2 separate regions of the Homo sapiens genome follow, and region 1 is linked to region 2. The links are chromatin loops, found by intact Hi-C in ENCODE. Cell type or tissue: OCI-LY7. All regions are shown on one strand. Links, peaks and the distances in the headings refer to the core of each region. The heading gives the core; the rest is flanking DNA.

Region 1 (4,398 bases), core at 245-4,244, 350 kb before region 2:
ACCTGGTTGCAGTGAGCCGAGATGGCACCACTGCACTCCAGCCCAGGTGACAATTTGAGACTCCATCTCAAAAAAAAAAAAAAAAAAATGATGGTAGAAGTTTCCTAATTGCTGTCCCTCTCCACTCTTGTGACTCCACACATCAGCCAGTGATAATTTTAAACAAGAATTGAGGCCAGGCACGGTGGCTCCACTCCCAACATTTTGCGAGGCTGAGGCGGGAGGATAACTTGAGGCCAGGAGTTTGAGACCACAGCAAGACCCTGTCTCTACAAAAAATAAAAAGTATCTAGGCATAGTGGTGCATGCCTGTAGCCCTAGCTATTTGGGAGGCTGAGGCAGGAGGATTGCTTAAGCCCAGGAGTTCAAGGTTGCAGCGAACCATAATTAATTACATCATTGTACTCTAGCCTAGATGACAGAGCAAGGCCCTGTCAAGAAAAAAGACAGAGAGAAAGAAAGAAACATAGAAAGAAAAGAAAAGAAAGAGAGATACAGAAAGAAACAAAGAAAGAATGAATGAACTGGGGTCACTTGCTCTAATCCCTTTGATTGCTTCCTGTTGCAATGAGAATAAAACTTGGACTCCTTATGAGGTCTTACAGCCCTTTGGGGTCTTCACTCTCCATGCCTTATGTACCCACCTCAGTTACTTCCTCTCTTTTCCTCCTCATGCCTTCGCAGGAAGATGACTGATTTTAGCTATGGAGGAAAAAAAGAGAAAGGAAAAAGAATGACTGATTTATTTCCTTTGCTTACTCCTCCCCAGTCCCCAGGTGGCAACTTAAACAGTTTATCCCTCTTTGAAACAGGTTAGGGCCGGGCACAGTGGCTCAAGCCTGTAATCCCAGCACTTTGGGAGGCCGAGGCGGGTGGATCATGAGGTCAGGAGATCGAGCCCATCCTGGCTAACACGGTGAAACCCCATCTCTACTAAAAATACAAAAACAAAAAATTAGCCGGGCGTGGTGGCGGGCGCCTGTAGTCCCCGCTACTCGGGAGGCTGAGGCAGGAGAATGGCGTGAACCCGGGAGGTGGAGCTTGCAGTGAGCCGTGATCGTGCCACTGCACTCCAGCCTGGGCAACAGAACAAGACTCTGTCTCAAACAAACAAACAAACAAACAAACAAAAAATAAACAGGTTACACCTGTTGTCCTCCATATTACTGTGCATATGTGTATAATTACTCTACATATTTTTTCACTACGAATACTGTGTATATCCCTAAGATCCTTTACATTTCATGAGGAGCCAGAGCCTATTTGTACATTCACTACTTTGTCCCTAAGACTTGGCTCAGGCCTGAAGATATATAATAGATAATTGATAAATATTTATTAAATAGATGAATATGCTAGGTTGCGTGCTGTCATGGGGGAAACAAAGATGAAATAGATACAGGTTATACATTAGAGAAATTGACCCTCTAGTAGGGGAGATATGATTGAAACATAGATAATTATAAGGCAAGACAATTAACCTCACAGGAAACTCTGCAAGTCCTGAGGAAGGGGCATTACGTCTAGCCAGGAAAATTCGAGGAAATTCTGTGGAGGGAGTTCACTGGGCATTTAATGGAGGGAAAGCATACACAAAGGCATCAGTTTGAGAAAGTGTAGGGTGAATGTGGAAAAAAATGTGTGGATCAATTTAATTGGAACACAGAGTACACCAATACAAAAGAGAGAGGCCAGGTGTGAGCCTATATACTTACCACATAGATTTAACAATTAACATTTTGCCATATTTGCTTGATAGGTAGGTAGGGAGGGAGACAGACAGACAGATAGATGTGTGTGTATGCATTTCAAAGCCACCACTTGGTGGCTCACATCTGTCATCCCAGCACTTTGGGAGGCCAAGGCAGGCAGATCACCTGAGGTCAGGAGTTTGAGACCAGCCTGGCCAACATGGTGAAACCCTGTCTCTACTAAAAATATAAAAATTAGCTGGGTGTGGTGGTGCATGCCTGTAATCCCAGCTACTCCAGAGGCTGACACAGGACAATCACTTGAGATTGTGCCACTGTACTCCAGCCTAGGTGAGTGAGATTCTGTCTTAAAAAAAAAAAAGGACTGGAAAGGAGAGGTGACATCAGATTGTCATGGGTCTCATTTGCCAGGCCAAGAATTCTGTTCTGTATTCCGGAGGCAGTGTTAGGTAACAACAGTAGGTCAAACTAGCCTCTCAAAACCTTTTTTAAAATTATTATTCCAAATATACAATAAAAGTAGAAATAATAGTACAGTAAACACCTATATACTTACCACATAGATTTAACAATTAAGATTTTGCCATATTTGCTTGATAGGTAGGTAGGTAGGGAGGTAGACAGACAGACAGATGTGTATGTATGCATTTCAAAGTATTTATCTTTCCTTGGCTCTGTGTGTGTGTGTGTGTGTGTGTGTGTGTGTGTGTGTGTGTGAGAGAGAGATAGGGCCTCACTCTGTCAGGCTGGAGTGCAGTGGCACAATCACAGCTCACTGTAGCCTCGACCTCCTGGGCTCAATCAGTCCTCCCACCTCAGTCTCCCAAGTAGCTGGAACTACAGGCACAGGCCTCCATGCCCAGCTAATTTTTTTGTTTTGTTTTGTTTTGCTTTTGTTTTTAGTAGAGACAGGTTTATTTATGTTGCCCAGACTGGTCTCTTATCTTTCTTTTTTGCTGAACCATTTCAAAGAGAGTTACGGATATCATAACTCTTCACTCCTACGTTTCTCCAAGTTGTAAAGATGTTTTCCCCCATGTCCAGCATACCATTATTACAATGAACAAATGTAATAACTAACAACATCTGATACCAGTCCATTTTCAAATTTCCCCAATTGTCTCAAAAATGTCTAAAAGCCTGCTTTTTCAGAACCAGAATCCAATTAAGCATTTGATTGTATCTCTTTAAGTTTTTTTTCAAATTTAGAACAATCACCCCTGACCATTTTTATGACATTGATTTTCCTTGATCTTTATGTCTTATCTTCTATAAAATAGTTGTCTTATAGAATGCTTCACGTTCTTGATTTATCTGATTATCTCCTTGGGGTTATGGTTCAACTGGTTCCTCCAGCCCAGTAAACTGGAGTTTAGATCCAAAGCCTTGATTAGATTAACTTTCAGTATTTTGGCAAGAAAACACCATTAAGTGATGCTGTATACTTTATGCTGCAGCACACTGGGAACTTCATAAAAATGTTGGTTGTCCAAGGGTTACTGATACACATTGGATAACTGGGTTAAGGTGGGGACTGCCAGATCTCCCCATTGTAAAAGTATGTTTCTCCTTTGTGATGGCAAGTAACCTGTGAGATGTGTTTGGCAACACAACTCACATGTTTGTAGCTATCTACAGTTTATCAAACACATTCAAACGCACTTAATCACAACAGCATCCCTGTGAGGTTTTATTCCTGTTTAACATAAGTGAAAACTGAGACTTGGAGTGCTTAAATAATTTTCTCAAAGTAATAGACCCAGTAAGTAGCAAAAGCAGGACTCAAGCCTAAATGGATTAACTCTAGCTCAGTTAAAAAAAAAATTAATCCCAAATAGCCTACATCTAATAGCAGATTTTATTTTGCTCTACACATTCAGAGAAATTCACTAGTAATGAGCTATACAAATGATCCCTGATAGTAAAAATTGCAGATTTTTAAAGAGTATTCTCTCTCCAGAATTCAATAAATACTTCGCTTCTTTTGAAACGATTTTCTTAAAAAGGATACTTTAATTTATTGACACTGGGAAGCACATTGGCAAAGAAAGTCAATTTCTTTTACAGTATCTAATAGCTATTTCTATTGCCTGTTCAAACTAGCAAAATGTAACAGATGCTAGATTCCCTAAAGTACGGCGCTTTAGGTTACATTTGCAACAATAGCTTACATCTAAATGTTACATTAGTTACTGAATTTGTAATCTTCACAAATGTGTGAATAGTCAGTTGATCAAAAATAACGATTTCCTGCTACAAGAGAACGCATAGCAGAAAATGTTCCCAACACAAAGATAATGTTTGAGATGATGGATATCCCAATTACACTGATTTGATAATTATACATTGAATACATGTATCACAATATCAGATGTATCCCTGAAAATATGTACAACTATATCAGTTTAAAGATATAAAAAAAATTTTCTGTCCAAAGTTAAATATGTACAACTACGATATATCAGTTTAAAGATACAAAAAATAATAATTTTCTGTTCAAAGTTAAGCATATACATGGCACCTATGATGCTAAAACCAAGGGCCTTTAGGTCTGGAAGAGACACATAAAGTCAGGTCCTCGCGAATCTACTTCTGAAGGGGACAGAATCGGTATAGGCATATGACAGTCTAGAATCAAGACACAAGGGGTGTGGAGCGATAAAGAGCAAACAGGGAAGGGAACTAG
Region 2 (4,398 bases), core at 196-4,195:
TGATCTCAGCTCACTGCGACCTCTGCCTCCTGGGTTCAAGCAATTCTCTTGCCTCAGCCTCCTTAGTAGCTGGGATTACACGCACGCACCACCATGCCTCACAAATTTTTTGTATTTTTAGTAGAGACAGGGTGTCTCCATGTTGGTCAGGCTGGTCTCGAACTCCTGACCACGTGATCTGCCTGCCTCGGCCTCCCAAAATGCTGGGATTACAGGCGTGAACCCCTTCCTAGCTTCTGGCTTTAGGGGATATTGTCTTTTGTTAGGGAATGAAGTGGGGTCCTTAAAATGGATTTGGACTGATGTAGCTGTGGTGGCTCAGCCAATTTTTCCCTGAATTGTCCAAACTTCTGGATTTACAGAGTCTGTCCTAGAGCCATAAGGATGGTGGTACTCATATGAGCTAAAATTTCCCTACCTAGCAGAGGAGTAGAGCTTTCAGGCATGACTAAAAAGCCATGAGTAAACAAGAGGTCTTCCCAGCTACAACTAAGGGATTGGGAAAAGTATCAGGTTAAGGGCTTTCCTGAAATGCCCATCACGATTGTCCTAAGGGAGGAGAGGAGAACAGAAATGGCAGCACTGGTATTGAGAAGGAAGTTCACCTTCTTCCCTTCGATCTCCAGAATCACCTGGGGCTCCTGGATGGTGATGGCAATCTGAGATGTTGGAGCCGGGGAGTCGAGTCCTCAGACCTTTCAGTTTTGCTGGACCATTGTGAGGCTGGCTCTGGACCCAGCAACCTGTACCTCTCGGGACAGTTCTGCCTGCCTTCCAGTGGTACCCACCACAGGCTGGACAGGGTCCAGGTGATCTTCTCTTGCTGCCTGGGCAATTCTTCTTAGAAGTGCCCTGGTTTGCCACATTTGTAGCAATTAGCAGGTGCACCTAGGCGATCCTGGGGTCTGGAGGCCTGTAGAGCAGCTACTAGAGCCTCTGCCGTTTTCTTATGTCTCCTCTCTTTCTCCTGAGCCTCCTCCTGATCGCTGTTGTAAAAGACCAAGGTGATCACATTTAGGTGGTTTTCTAAAGTGCTACCTGGTCCTATGGTCTGTTTTTGTAGCTTCCTCCTGATATCAGGTGTTGCCTGAATAATAACTTTATCATATAGGATTAGTTGTCTCTCTACTGAATCAGGTGATAGAGAGGTATGCTTCATCAAGTCCTCTCTTAGCCTTTCCAGAAAGCCAGAGGGATTCTCATCTAATCTCTGGTCAATCACAGTTTTGAGTAATTGAAAGGCTTAGCTCTAGTCCTTCCTAAGCCCTCCAATATGCACACCTGAAAGTGTTTCCTCCTCCATTCTCCCATGTTATCATCATGGTCCCATTTAGGGTCCTACAATGGTATCGCCGTCTTTCCAATTGAATAAGGTGCCTTGTCTTCTCTGGCACTATATGAGGTACAAAGCTCATTTCCAAATTTCTCTGCAACTTGCAGGGAGGCTGTTTCTCCACAGTGGTCAGGGTTTGCTTTAAGAGAAATATAATGTCCTTCCAGGAGAGTTCAAATACTTGGGTTAAATCCTGGAAGGCCTTTATATACCTGCCAGGGTTGCCTGAAAATCTACCAAGAGTTCCCTTTATTTGTCTTAAGTCTTGTAGAGAAAAGGGAACCTGTACCTTAATAGGGCCATATTCACAAGGCATTTCTTGTATGGGCATCAGGGAGGCTGGCACTCACCTAGAACAAAAATGTCTATGGTGGGGCAAGTTTAAGGGGGGACCTGGACAGGGTCGATAGGATTGACCCAGAGAACTGGCTTCAGGGGCTGGCGCCTTTTCTGTGGGCGTTCTAGGGTTTGTTTCCCTGGTCCACTAGGACTGTCCTTTGTGGGGTTTTTTGATATAACAATTAGGAGGGCTGGGTGAACTTTACAGTGTTAACAGAGGTCTGGGTTATCCTGGGTGAGCCCCTAAGAAATGTTGCAGTTTCCTTACTCTGTATTTTAGTAAGTTCCAAGTTCTTGTCTCGTGGCCACGAAGAAAGAGGTATGCGGATACAGGAGGGTGGGTAAGGGAGAGTCGAGTTTTATTAAGTGACAGAAAGACAGCTCTCAGTAAAGAGAGGGGACCTGAAAGTAGGTTGCTGCTGACCAGCTCATCCAAGGGTTTTTATCCCTCCTTTCTAGAGATGTTTTTCTCATTTGCATCTTACATAACCTCCTACTTCCAAGTTCCTTCCTAGTTCCACTTCTTACTGTGCAGGTGCCTTCTTGTCCACAGTTACTCCATTGTAATTATTACCCATAGGCACTACAGAAAAGCCCAGTTGGGGGTGGGGGTGGTGGTAAAACTGCAACGTAGATGTCATGTTCATGATATTATAATAAGCTGGGTCAAGTTAAGGACATTTAGTTGATTTATTGTGCTTGTGCCTAAGTTGAGACAGTCCATTCTGAGCAAACATCCTGGTATAAGAGGAAGTTCTTAACCACATCTCCACCTGCTAGCTACGTAACAGGGGAAGAATATACTTCCCTGTGGGTGTTGTTCTCTCCAGAGACTCTCCATCTCTACCTGCCTAGCCAGCCCCTAACTGCCTCCTCTCACAAAAGGTACAGTGACCGGCCCTAGGTCATGCAGAAATTTGGCTGGCAGAGGGGACAAGACCTGCATGAGGCCTAGGGACAGAACATTTTAAGGCCAAAGCCAATGCATAAAGCTGAGCCCTTACACCTGTGCTGGATGAAATCCCAACCCTACAATAAGAAGTTACTTCCTCTGACAACACCTGGGTTCACTGAAAAAAGAGGAGACAGAAAGCCTCCCGCAAACCCAGCTCAGGATGATGTGTCTTGCCTTGTAGTCAGCTTTGCCCTCCCTCAGTGGGAAAAGGGGCCAAGTTCAGTGCTGCCAGCAAACACAGGGCTGGCCTGGTGACCGCTGTTTACAGCTTGCACTGGGGCCCAGGGAAAATGGCAGGGAAGGGTCCCAACTGGGCCACTTTAAGAACACACAACCCCAAACACAAGGAAAGGGTGAAGGGACTTATTTGGGAATTTCCAGCTGGAGGAAATGGGTTTTCTTGGTTTCTGTTCTGGGGGGTCTGAGAACATGGAACTCCAGTTCATCGAGGTGTGGGGTGTATCGAGGAGGAACCAGCTTACAGGGGGCCAGCCGCAGTGCCTCAGTTCCCAAGAACAGGCCACACTCCTGGGCTCTTCCTCAGGCTTCTGGCACGGATGCCTCACAGCTGCACACTGGCACCTGAGAGACAATTACTCGGTTTTTCTGTAATGATGATTGCTATTCTGAAGATCATGTTCATGGATATACTGACAAGTTTTGACTTTTCTGTTTCTTTTAAGAAACTGTTCCGGGGAGTCCTGCATTAGAACAATGTGGGTGCCCTTGCTCTGGGTGGGAGGAAATTTTAGCATCTTGGTCCCAGCTGGCCAAGCTGAGGATGGACTTGGCCATGAACCCAACATGTGGTTCAGCCCCAGCGGGGATTTGCCAGGACAAACCAGGGGGGAAGGTTCAATCCGGCGTGGTAGAAAAGCAGCTGCCCACCTGGAGTTGTATATAGAAGTGGGCTTCCAGTCCCTTCAACTCTGTGAGCCTCTCTCCAATGTATGTGCCTGAGAAATAAACAAGTGAGGAGACTCATCTTGACTGTGTAAAGTGGGTGTCCCCCAAGCATACCTGTCACACCTGGAAGAGAAGAGAGGGACTTGTGACCTAAGTGGCTCAGAAACTTGCAGTGTAGGGTGCTGGATAGGATGGGGTTCTGGCAAGGAAGAGTAGACAGGAGCTGCTGGAGGGGAAAGGAACATTGACCAAGCACCTACTGGGCACCAGGCACATCCTGTGAGCTCCTGTAATCCTCATATCTAGTGGGTGTGTCTATGTGTGTGTTTGTGTGTGTGCACATGACATCCCAAGGTCAAGCCAGCATCTGTCCAACTCAACGCTCGTGTCCTATCTTCAGGCTGCTGCTCTCTACAGTTGATTGGTCTGGTCAGCTGACAGTAGAAGTTGTCCCCTGGGAGGTTGCACACACTATTTCTGCGATGTCCCATTGCTCCAAACACCTGGCATGGGCAAGAGGCTCCAGGGATGCTGGACTATGGGGTAAGACCCTCCCCAGATTTGAATTTTCCCTCAGCTGCTCATCAGGTCAGCGACCTCACAAATGACTCAGAGTCTCTGAGCCTCACTCTCCTTACCTGTGAAGGTTTATCTCCCTCCCCCAGGGTGTTCATGGAGATTGAACAGGGTAATGGCCTTCTGGGGAGTGATCACCCCAGGTCCTGATGCACTAGCTGATACCTCCATTCCCTTCCCTGAGTGGCAGCCACCTCGAGCCCACGATGACAGCTTGTGACTTTGCATTGATGCTTGTTTATTTATTATTCCAGGTTCAGCCAAAAATCCAGCCCCTCTCAAAGGACAA

What was found. Hi-C counts contacts between places; a loop is a spot of excess contacts. Peaks named below come from ENCODE experiments on the same cell type or tissue, not always from the same donor. Only the 100,000 strongest peaks of a DNase experiment are listed, where the experiment ranks them.
Region 1: it touches region 2 in a loop (4-fold over the local background); 1 of 110 quality-filtered maps calls a loop at or near these places.

Annotation. Positions count from the first base shown.
Region 1 is chr11:59,616,719-59,621,116 of GRCh38, reverse strand. LOC101927226 (a long non-coding RNA gene) reads right to left here. Exons shown (of 3, transcript XR_001748237.2): 2 at 645-702. Among named protein-coding and RNA genes, the nearest start is that of OSBP, 3.1 kb to the right of the region's middle. In OCI-LY7, for the core only: a CTCF peak has its summit at 1,798; no DNase peak of the experiment used is centred there; H3K4me3 peaks cover 618 bases; H3K27ac peaks cover 166 bases.
Region 2 is chr11:59,271,574-59,275,971 of GRCh38, reverse strand. No RefSeq gene overlaps it. Among named protein-coding and RNA genes, the nearest start is that of MPEG1, 61 kb to the right of the region's middle. RefSeq lists an enhancer at 2,773-2,822. In OCI-LY7, for the core only: no CTCF peak of the experiment used is centred there; DNase peaks (open chromatin) are centred at 2,401, 3,171 and 3,841; H3K4me3 peaks cover 2,408 bases; H3K27ac peaks cover 3,308 bases.